2 separate regions of the Homo sapiens genome follow, and region 2 is linked to region 1. Evidence: read pairs that join two places in POLR2A ChIA-PET (ENCODE). Cell type or tissue: PC-9. All regions are shown on one strand.

Region 1 (5,000 bases):
TCCTGGTATATAACACATTGTTGTTAACTACAGTCACCATACCATGCCTTTGGAAGGATACGTTACTTCTGTCTGTAGAATGAAACCTGGGTTTTGAGGTGAAATAAATAGAAATTTGTAGGATGAAGAGGTGAGATATAACCTACAACAAAGCCATAATAGGAGGGGCTCAGAACATGGGGAGGGATTTGAATTTAGGTGCTGAAACTATTTTTCATAGTCCAGAAATGTAATGAGGACAATAAAGAATCTCCCGCCAGAAAGAGAGTCTCAAGAGAAATAAGGAACCCTGATATTGGCTTTAGTCTCTGAGGTCCTGAACGTCTCCTAATTTCCTAGATTCCAGTCTACAGGTAGAGAGTAAGCAGTGTACGTGGAATACTATGTAGCCATAAAAAAGAACAAGATAATGTCTTTTGTAGGAACATGGATGGAGCTGGAGGCCATTATCCTTAGCAAAATAACGCAGGAATAGAAAACCAAATACCACATGTTCTCACTGAGGGAGCTAAATAATGAGAACTCATGAACACAAAGAAGGGAACAACAGATACTGGGGCCTCTTTGAGATTGAAGGGTGGGAGGAGGGAGAGGAGCAGAAAAAATAAGTATCGGGTACCAGGCTCAGTACCTGGGTGACAAAATAATCTGTACAACAAATTCCCATGACATGAATTTATCTAATAACAAACCTGGACATGTACCCCCAAACCTAAAATAAAAGTAAAAACAAATACATAAAAATATAAGAAACGCTATATTCATGTTCATATGGTGAAACAAAAGCTTTAACAAATGATACCTCCCTTTACTGTCTGTCATGCAACTTATTTTAAAAATCTGCTTATTTCCTTGTCTATTTTGTTTCATTACAAGCACAATATGCTGGTTGCAAGAACAAAAAAGAGTATGTAGTGTAGACGGTAGAGGGTGAAATGATGAATCAGCTGCGTTTGATGAGTAGACAGTTGTTGACTTTTGCTTGCTAAGAATAAAGTAAAACATGTGTCTTGTTCCTATTAGCACTTTGTAAGAGGTTTTATACCTTTATGCTAGTCCTCAGCAAATAGCAAAAATATTTTTAAGAAGCCACTGAAGGATTTTATCTGTCATAAATAACATGTGGACTGAAGGAGTTGTTTAAGAATACACTCAAAACTAGGTGTTAAAGCTAAGCTGAATATTTCCTTCTACTTTGAATTTCAAAATGAAATGACCATGAGCTAGCACACAGTGCCATGCCCCACACATCTAGCGACTGCTTTGTCAACAGATGTTAACTATACAGCTCTCTAAAACTCGAGCAATTAGCTTCAGAGTGATGCTCATCCTTGCTAGGTCTTTGAACTTGGGATGTGGTACTTAGGTCCCCTAAGGTAGCAATAGGAAGTGGGCAATGTCCACCTGAATAAACAGAGGCCTCCTAAATAAGTGGAGACCCTCCCAGAGTGACATGTTTTGGTTTTCACCTGCCTCAGTGGAGCCCTGCCACTCTGGCAGAGGCCAAAATTTGCTGTGGCCATGTCTCTGGGTCATAAAGTGATGAAAATTTGTTGAGGAGCCTCACAAAACAGGGAGATTGGCTTCCCATCAATCGTGGGGATCATTGCATTTCAGAACCAGGAGGAGTCTTGGGACATGCTCCAGTCTGTTTCCATTTCTGCACCCTTGTGGAACTAGTCTAGGCTCTGGGGCTATACAGATTAGGCCTAAATCCAGGCCACTCTATTTACCAGTTGTGTGACCCCTTGAAAGTCACTTAAACTTTCTGAACCTCAATTTCTTCAGCTGAAAAATAGAAATAATGGTTACTTTCAGGGTTGTTAAGACAGTGGACCTTTGGTTAGTTAAAACAGAAAGGAAGAAATATGAACCTTCTTCTATGCTGAACCCATGTTAGTTGTTGGGAATTCAATGGTGGGCAAAAGAAATACTCTCCTTGCCCTCACTGAATTTATAATCCAGCTGGGAAAGCAGATATTAACTAGTGACTAGTACAGAGTAGGGTCTCAAAAGATGGTAGCTATCTCATTATTTGTTTTTGAAATGAGGGCATTGCCATGCCAAGAGTTTAAGTGACACGCTCCAGATTTCACAGTGAATGCTGGCAGAGTCAGGACTTTATGACAAGGCTACAGAATTTAAAATCAATAGTTGTCGTAGAAGCTGGTGGTGTTGGCCCAGAACTTTGGTGACAAGACTAGACCTTTTAATTTACTTGGGGACAGTATTTTCCAACCAGACGCCAAGGTAGCATGGGTTTCCCTACACCATTGTCAAGTATTGCCAGGTCAGATTTATATCAGGTCAATTGGAATAATTCCAAAGCCACAATTAGTTCATTCTATATGGAATTTGTTACGCTCTTGTGGGTTCTTGAAAAATCTGCACAAAGGTCAGTAACATAAGCCATAGGCTTAGGGTTAAATGAGCATTGATTTGCACTGACCGCAGCACTGGTATTAGGAGAATGAACATTCTCCTCAATATGTAGCTCAATGATTCCCATTAAAGGATTTTATTTGAAAAATTATTTGAGAGTGTAGTGGCAACAAAAATTTGCTCCCTCCTTTCTTATAATGGGAGTTATGTAAATAATTATGTTTACCTTTTTGCCCCAACTGCCAAAAGACTTGGACTCAAAATTGTGCCCATTTACAGGGAATGCATTAACCCTGGAAGCTGGCATATAAGTTTCCTTCTCATTTCCTTGGTTCTGATATGTCATTCATTTCTATTATTTTATTGTCTGTATGTTCTTTTATCTAAGCTAATATACCAAAATAATATGTCATAAGCTGCTTTCCCTTGGAGGGCAAGAGAGTGCTAGCTCCTCCAGGAAAAACAGGAAAAACTGTGAATGAGCATGACCTCTGGACAATTATTTTGTCACAAGCTCCTTTTCCCAGGTAACTATAGGCTTTCTGTTTGCTGCTGATAGAATGAAGCCTGAGGACCTATGACCGCTCAGTTGATCTAGGTCTGATCTCAAAATGAATGCCTTCCAGCCTTTTCTTTCAGTTTCTGTGTACATTTGCTGGCATATCAGATAAAGTTCAGCAGTTAAAAGCCCTTTGGTCCCAGATTTACTGTTTATCTAGATTTGCAAGGTTGGTTTAGCCTCGGCTTTCAGTATGCTTGCTGTGATCGGGAATTTGTTCTCCGTGACCAGAGTTACCTTTACTTCTATTTTCTTTACCTTTGTCTGCTAAGTTCACATCAATTTTCTGCAGAATGGCAACTTTCTGCAAAATTGGTTCTTCTGTTCTTGTTGCTAATCGAAAAGGGAATACAAATAAAGTATGGGAACTCAACTCTTCAATAGTAATATGTTTCGAAGAAGTAGAGCTAGAAAAACACAATAAACCCAGATTTACTCCAGCTCTTCTGCCTAGGACACAGTAAGATCACGGTAATAGTCACAGAGCAGCTGATTTCTAGCTCAGCCCAATTAGTGATATTGCTGCAATCCAAAATTCTTTCTAGTTGAAGGGGTCACTGGGTGCCCTATAACATGCTCACTGAAGCCCACAAATGACCTGTCCTTTTTTTTCTGCCTCGAGGGTCCCACTGTTCTCTCTGTGGCCCCCGTTCTACATTTTTCCAGTGATCGTCTCCTGGCTGCAGTGCTTGAGACTCATTTTGAGGACACTCTTCCTGGTACTCCACTCTGCTGGCTCCCATAGGAATGGATATAGCTACTCCTCTGATCCTGTTTCATGATGTCTTAGCTCTCCCTGACCAGCATTACACCCTGGTACCAGGCACAAAGCGCAGCTTCCTATGTCCTCCATTGTCTAGAGGTCCTTGACTATCCTGACACTTGACCTGCTCGTTGTTTAACTGGGTGGGCATGGCAGACTGCTGATTATATCCCCAAATCTGTTCTTTCTCTCATCCATGTAATATGGCTGCCTCTTCAGAGTACCTTTCCCAGTTTGTCCTGAAGCCAATTGAGGCCATTTTACTAGGCTCTCGCTAAAGGAATGTGAGAGTTTACATTTGTGGTCACTTTCTTAAAAAAGAAAGATTTGCCCTGTACCTTATCCTTTCCCCTATTTACCCTAGTGCAGCAGTTCTTTAAGTGTGTTCTGCAGACACCTGAAGATTCCTGAGGCCCTCTCAGGGAGTCTAGGAAACCAAAGCTGTTTTCATAATAACACTAAAATGCTATTTGCCTTTTCACTGTTTTGCATTTGCACGGATGGTACAAAAGCAATGGTGGGTAGAACTGCTGGTTTCTTAGCATGAATCAAGACAGTGACATGAGGTAGAGCCAAGATTCATAACATTCTTCACAGCTTTGTGCTTGCAATAAAACAAAGCAAAACAAAATGCCAGTTTCAGTAAAGAATGTCCTTGAGGAAGCACTTACAAATGATCGATTTAATTCAATCACTGTCATTGAGCACACTTTTAAAAAAGATTCTGTGTAATACAATAGGGAATATGCATAAGTACTTCTGATGCATATGAATACATGTTGTCTCCAGGAAAAAGACTCGGGTGATTGTTAGAGAGTTGTGAGTCGAACTACTCACTTTTCACATATAACACCATTTTTACTTGAAAGAATGATTGTCGGCCAGCCGCAGTGGCTCACACCTGTAATCCCAGCACTTTGGGAGGCTGAGGTGGGTGGATCGCCTGAGATTAGGAGTTTGAGACCAGCCTGACCAACATGGTGAAACGCCATCTCTACTAAATAAAAAAAATTAGCCAGTCATGGTGGTGCATGCCTGTAATCCCAGCTACTAGGGAGGCTGAGACAGGGGAATCGCTTGAACCCAGGAGGCAGAGGTTGTGGTGAGCCGAGATCACACCATTGCACTCCAGCCTGGGTAACAAGAGCGAAACTCCATCTCAAAACAAGAAAACAAAAAAAACAAACAAAAAAAGAATGATTGTCAAGTTATGTTTATTTAGACATTTCTTTAAAAATGGGCCTGTTACTTCAAGGGAAAAAAACTGACAATATTTGTTACCAGTGATAAAATTTG
Region 2 (5,000 bases), 260 kb after region 1:
AATGCTGCTGAATGTCCTACAATGCACAGGACAGCCTTTTCTACACAGAAGACTTCTCTAGCACAAATAGTGCTGAGGAAGAGAACCTTGCTCTACATAGAGATGAAAGGGGCATTCCTTTTAAGTGGTGAGGAAATGCTATGCTTGCCTCAAAAAGTCAGCTTGTACCATTCATAACTGTATTGATGGTTTGTGTCAAACTTTTTAAATTCTCATGGATTTTTAACTAAAGCAATTAAGGAGAACTGGAGGTTCTAGATCCTTTAATGGGTATATTGCCACCATCATAAAATCAGAAAAAGAATCAGCTACTATGAACTTTATTGACGTGAATTCCAAATTGACTATGAATGTTAAATGCTCTCTCAGCATCAGTTATATCTAGTACCACAGCTTCTAGCTAGACAGGGTTGTGACCAGAATAATTTTTCTTCCTTTCTTTACATTTTTTGGTTTGTTCTTTTTTCTAAATCATTCTCAAAGAGTGTGTGTGTGTGTTGGGGGCAGAAGGGATGGAGAAGGACTTGAATTTGATTAGAACAAGAATACATTAAATAAAATTGTATGTAGCATGAACGGAAGATCTAAATGCAAAATAACAGCAGAGAAAGTGGAGAGTAGCAGGTTAACACAAGCTAGTGAGAGGTGAAATGATAACACAATTGTGCAGACATGTAAGGACATAATTCATTACTCTAGTGGTGTCCTGATTTGGTTTTGAGCTTCCTGGTGTTTGAAATAAAAAGGGAATCATTTACAGTTTGTTAGGGAGAAAACAGGCTGTTTTCTTAGTTCTAACACTTAAATAAAAGGCCTATGGATCTTTTCTAAGAGGTTTAACTACGTACCCTAGAGTAAATAGAGTAATATGTCTCATAAGGAAACTAAGACAAAAACAACACAACAAACCTCAGTGAAACACTTTCTGCAGATGGCCCAAATGATAGAGCTGAACCACAAAGAGTTATCTGATAGTCAACTTTGAGCGGAAGAAATTTTAAGAATATCTTTATAAGTGATGTGGAGAAATGACCATATCACTTATAAAGATTATATACTTTAGGTGTGGAGATAACATTAAACTCTTCCACACGGTGAAAAGCTAGATTAGGGGATGGGGTAGAAGAGTATAGGAAATTCTTATAAATCTCTGTGCTTAGGCAGAGAAATGTCAGATAAGTTTAACGTGGACAGATGCATCATTTGTATTCCAAAGACTATCTTAAATAAGAACTCTGGGCCACAGGGATCATACAAGAAAAGAGCCTGGGATCTTTTATCATAAATCAGGTTTTATTTAAGTATTTTCCTTGGAATGCTAGCACCATGTGATAAGCTCTGAAAATGGTTTCAGTGTCAAATGAGTTTGAAAAATATTGCATACCAAATTCCACTTTTTGGAAAATTACAACATATATTAATACATTAGAGACCTGCAGAAAAGGAATCTGGTTAACTTTTATTTGCCCAGTGTTTCCCAAACTTATTTGATAATGAAATCTGCATGTTAACATCTTGTGTGATTGATATTCTGTAAAACACATATTGAAAAACATTTTGTAGAATGTTTCTGAAGATATTGACTCAATGTATTATTGAGATTAAAATCACCAAGAAAATGTCATAGTGAAAAATGTTACAGGAACAGTGGACATTAACTCAGTGTTCTTGCACACCCAGGGCCAGAATAGAATTCTGGTATATCTACACTTCAAACAAGTTTACAATGGAAGAATGGCCTCCTCAAAACCCCAAACAGCTGGTAAAAATTTATTATCTATTAAATGTCTGGCACATGGGTGATACTCAGAAGTGAAACTTCCTTTCTATACTATAAAGTACATTGGGTAATTTGACTTTTGAAATGAATTTTTAAATGCTGTAGTTTGCAAATGGAAGGAAAATATGGGAGTCTATTATCCAAGTATTGTGTTTTCATTTTAAACTGAAATATTCTCATAACTTTTTAAATATCCAATTTGCAATTTAAGCTTTTCCTTCGACACGTACACAAATGTAAGAGTAAATTTTGTAAGTGGCAGAGGCACACATAATTTTCCAGAAAAGATGGAATTCTGGAAAGAACAAAGAGAGTCATCTTGAATGTCCTATAATAGATGGCACTGATGTCCAATGAGAGACATTTAATTTCATATCTCACTTGAATCAAGGAGAGAAACCCCCTGAAAGATTGGTCAGCTAAATAGCTAAATCATTCTAAAATTTTGTTATATTAATTTACTATACAAATGAGAGGCACTTCAGACAGAATAAGCATTAATTATCTCACATTCTATTCTCAATTTCCTCAACCATGGGAATAATAACTCCTCAATAGATTCTACAACAGTAATCCTGCCTTATTCCTTGGGATTAGCCCATAGTTGAACATAGAAACTAAGGGAAATTGTATATCCTTGATGCATGTAGTTAAACCAATGGTTCAACACTTATGGTATCCTGTCAAAGACCACCATGAGATATTTTTAAAAGTTTGAACTTGGAAGTCAGATGACTTGAGTAATCCTAGCTACTCAGGAGGCTAAGGCAGGAGAATTGCTTGAACCCAGGAGGCAGAGGTTGTGGTGAGCCGAGTTCGTGCCATTGCACCCCAGCCTGGGCAACAAGAGCAAAACTCCATAAAAAAAAAAAAAAAGATATCATCAGTTACTAGCTGTGTGGTACTTAATAATGTTGGATTCACCCTTTTTCATGAGAACTCACCTTCTAGTGTAGTAGTCAGAATCAATTCTGATAATGGATGTAAAATTTCTGTGCAAATAAAGTTATGAACAAATATATGCTGCACTATGTCCAGAAAAGAAGAGCTTTTGTGACAGTTTTGGGTCACTTTTCTCTTTTAATTGTCTTTTCTTAGAGCTTACTGGATGATAATATGATGATACCGGTACAAACTTGGTTTTTTTTTTCATATACAAACATCTTAAGATGTATAGCTGTAAAAAGTGTCCCCAAAATAGCTTTGTTAATTTTAAATGCAGAAGTAACACTTAAAGATGTGTAACTGACATTGTTTATGTAATGTCTAACCCACTTTAATACAGCCATTTTTCTTCCAGGAATCGGGCCAATTAGTAGGATTATTGCAAAGACCAGACATTTATCAGGACCCTTTTGCAGAAACACATGTGGGGCTGTAAGCGATGCATTTCCTGGCTTCTGACATGAGCTAAACATCTGTTCAAGGCAAGGCTGTAATGAAACTGTGAGTTGGCTATTCTTCCACATTTCTTTGCAATACCAAGGCAAGGCTGGAGCCCAGAAGGCACAACTGTCAGCCTCGTCAAGTGGAGGTTCTTTTGTAGGTCCCAAGGCATCTGAGAGTGGAGAGTGATTGGACTCGGGTGAAGACTCCAAGATGGCGATCGCCACCTCGGATACCCTGACTCAGCATTTCCGGGTTCACCTTTCCTGTTCCCGCCAACCCGACTAACGCGCATGCCCACTAGGGCGTGTCACACAGAGAAGTGCGAAACTCAACCGACCCCGCCCCTACCCCGCCCACTCCTCACCCAGCATCCATAAAAGCGTGCTGCCCCTTTGGCACAGCGCGACTTCCCTGGCCCTCCCCCTGCGGACCAGTGAACCTCGCCCGAGAGCTCAATAAAGAAGATTTTTGCCCTCTTTGTCTCTCCTCTCGGCCTTGTTGATCCACGGTGCCCTTCCATTGCCTTTCAGAGAGGAGGGACAGGAAGTGCTGCCAGACCTTCCTGGTCTTCCCCTGCAGAAGTTATCAAAGCCAGGGAGAGGTACAGAAAACAGCTCTCCTATTTTTCTCTAGCGATGGAGGAGAAAATGCATCTCTTGGCTTCGTTAAGATCTGTAACTATTGTATTAGTGTCCCATTGGTGCTGTAACAACTTACCACAACTTAGTGGCTTAAAAAACCCAAATGTATTATCTTAACAGTACTAAAATCAAGGTGCTGATAGAGCTGTGTTCCGGTGGCACTAAGGGAGAATTAGTTTCCTTGCCTTTTCTACCTTTTAGGGGCAGCCTGCATTCCTTGGCTTGTGACCCTTTATCTTCAAGGCCATCATCATTTCATCTTCAACTCTCTCTCTCTCTGACCTCTTCTTCTGTTATCACATCCCCTCTTCTACCCTCCTTTTATAAGGACCCTTATGATTATATTAGCACCTCCCCATCTCAATGTCCTTAACTTAATCACACATGCTTAGTACCTCTTCTGTCTACCTCAGCTATCTTAGTCATCTTTATGGCTTTTTTGAAAAACTGCCTTTTAAACATAAGATTTCTTTTTTAAAAAAGTATTTCTAACTTAATCATGTGTAAGACTAGGGTACTTGTATTAACCTAATGTGGATGTAGTGAGTAAATGAAATAACCTGAATTAAGCAACTGGCAGAAAAACAGAGCAAAGCACATACATGATGCTCTTAGGTCTACTCTCTGAAAGAGCTCTTAATTAGCAGGTGCAAAGCCTAGATCTCTCTCCACCACTACCTGTGTGACATGAACAGGCTACTTTGCTTTTTTTGGCCTTTGTTTCCTCAGCTTTAAGTGTGTAACTTGAGTTTTCTCATCACCCTGTGAGAATTGGTAATAATGACTCAAGTTTTAATATGACCCCACCTATGAAAGGAAGGACTTACAACCTCCCCACAGTCTCACCCATTTATTTTTATAAAGATATTTAGAGGATGCTTCACATGGATTCACCCGGTGAACTCTCTCTCTCAAGTCTTTCCAATTGGGGCCACTTTGGTTTACTCTGGTCCAGCGAGGAAAACAGATAATAGGAATAGGAAATAACAGATGATTTAAGACAACTGTGACTGGGAACATTAAAGAGGCCAAAAAGCAAAGAATTTCATGGACACTGCAAATAACCATAAGTTAAATGACAGCCTCTGGAAAGACAGGATTGAAACCATTATTCATAGCCATCATCCCATTACTGAGGCACTACTTCTACACTGAGCCAATTCATCTCCTGTAAAGGCTGCAAAGCTTTA

What was found. Peaks named below come from ENCODE experiments on the same cell type or tissue, not always from the same donor. Only the 100,000 strongest peaks of a DNase experiment are listed, where the experiment ranks them.
Region 2: POLR2A ChIA-PET joins it to region 1 with 8 read pairs; 2 of 35 experiments call an interaction of 5 or more read pairs at or near these places.

Annotation. Positions count from the first base shown.
Region 1 is chr7:17,616,747-17,621,746 of GRCh38, reverse strand. No RefSeq gene overlaps it. Among named protein-coding and RNA genes, the nearest start is that of LINC02889, 60 kb to the right of the region's middle. In PC-9, no CTCF peak of the experiment used is centred here; DNase peaks (open chromatin) are centred at 2,346 and 2,976; H3K4me3 peaks cover 798 bases; H3K27ac peaks cover 1,351 bases.
Region 2 is chr7:17,361,078-17,366,077 of GRCh38, reverse strand. It overlaps LOC105375171 (a long non-coding RNA gene), which reads left to right. Exons shown (of 4, transcript XR_927074.3): 2 at 1,681-1,762; 3 at 3,081-3,226; 4 at 3,327-3,645. Among named protein-coding and RNA genes, the nearest start is that of LINC02888, 11 kb to the left of the region's middle. In PC-9, no CTCF peak of the experiment used is centred here; no DNase peak of the experiment used is centred here.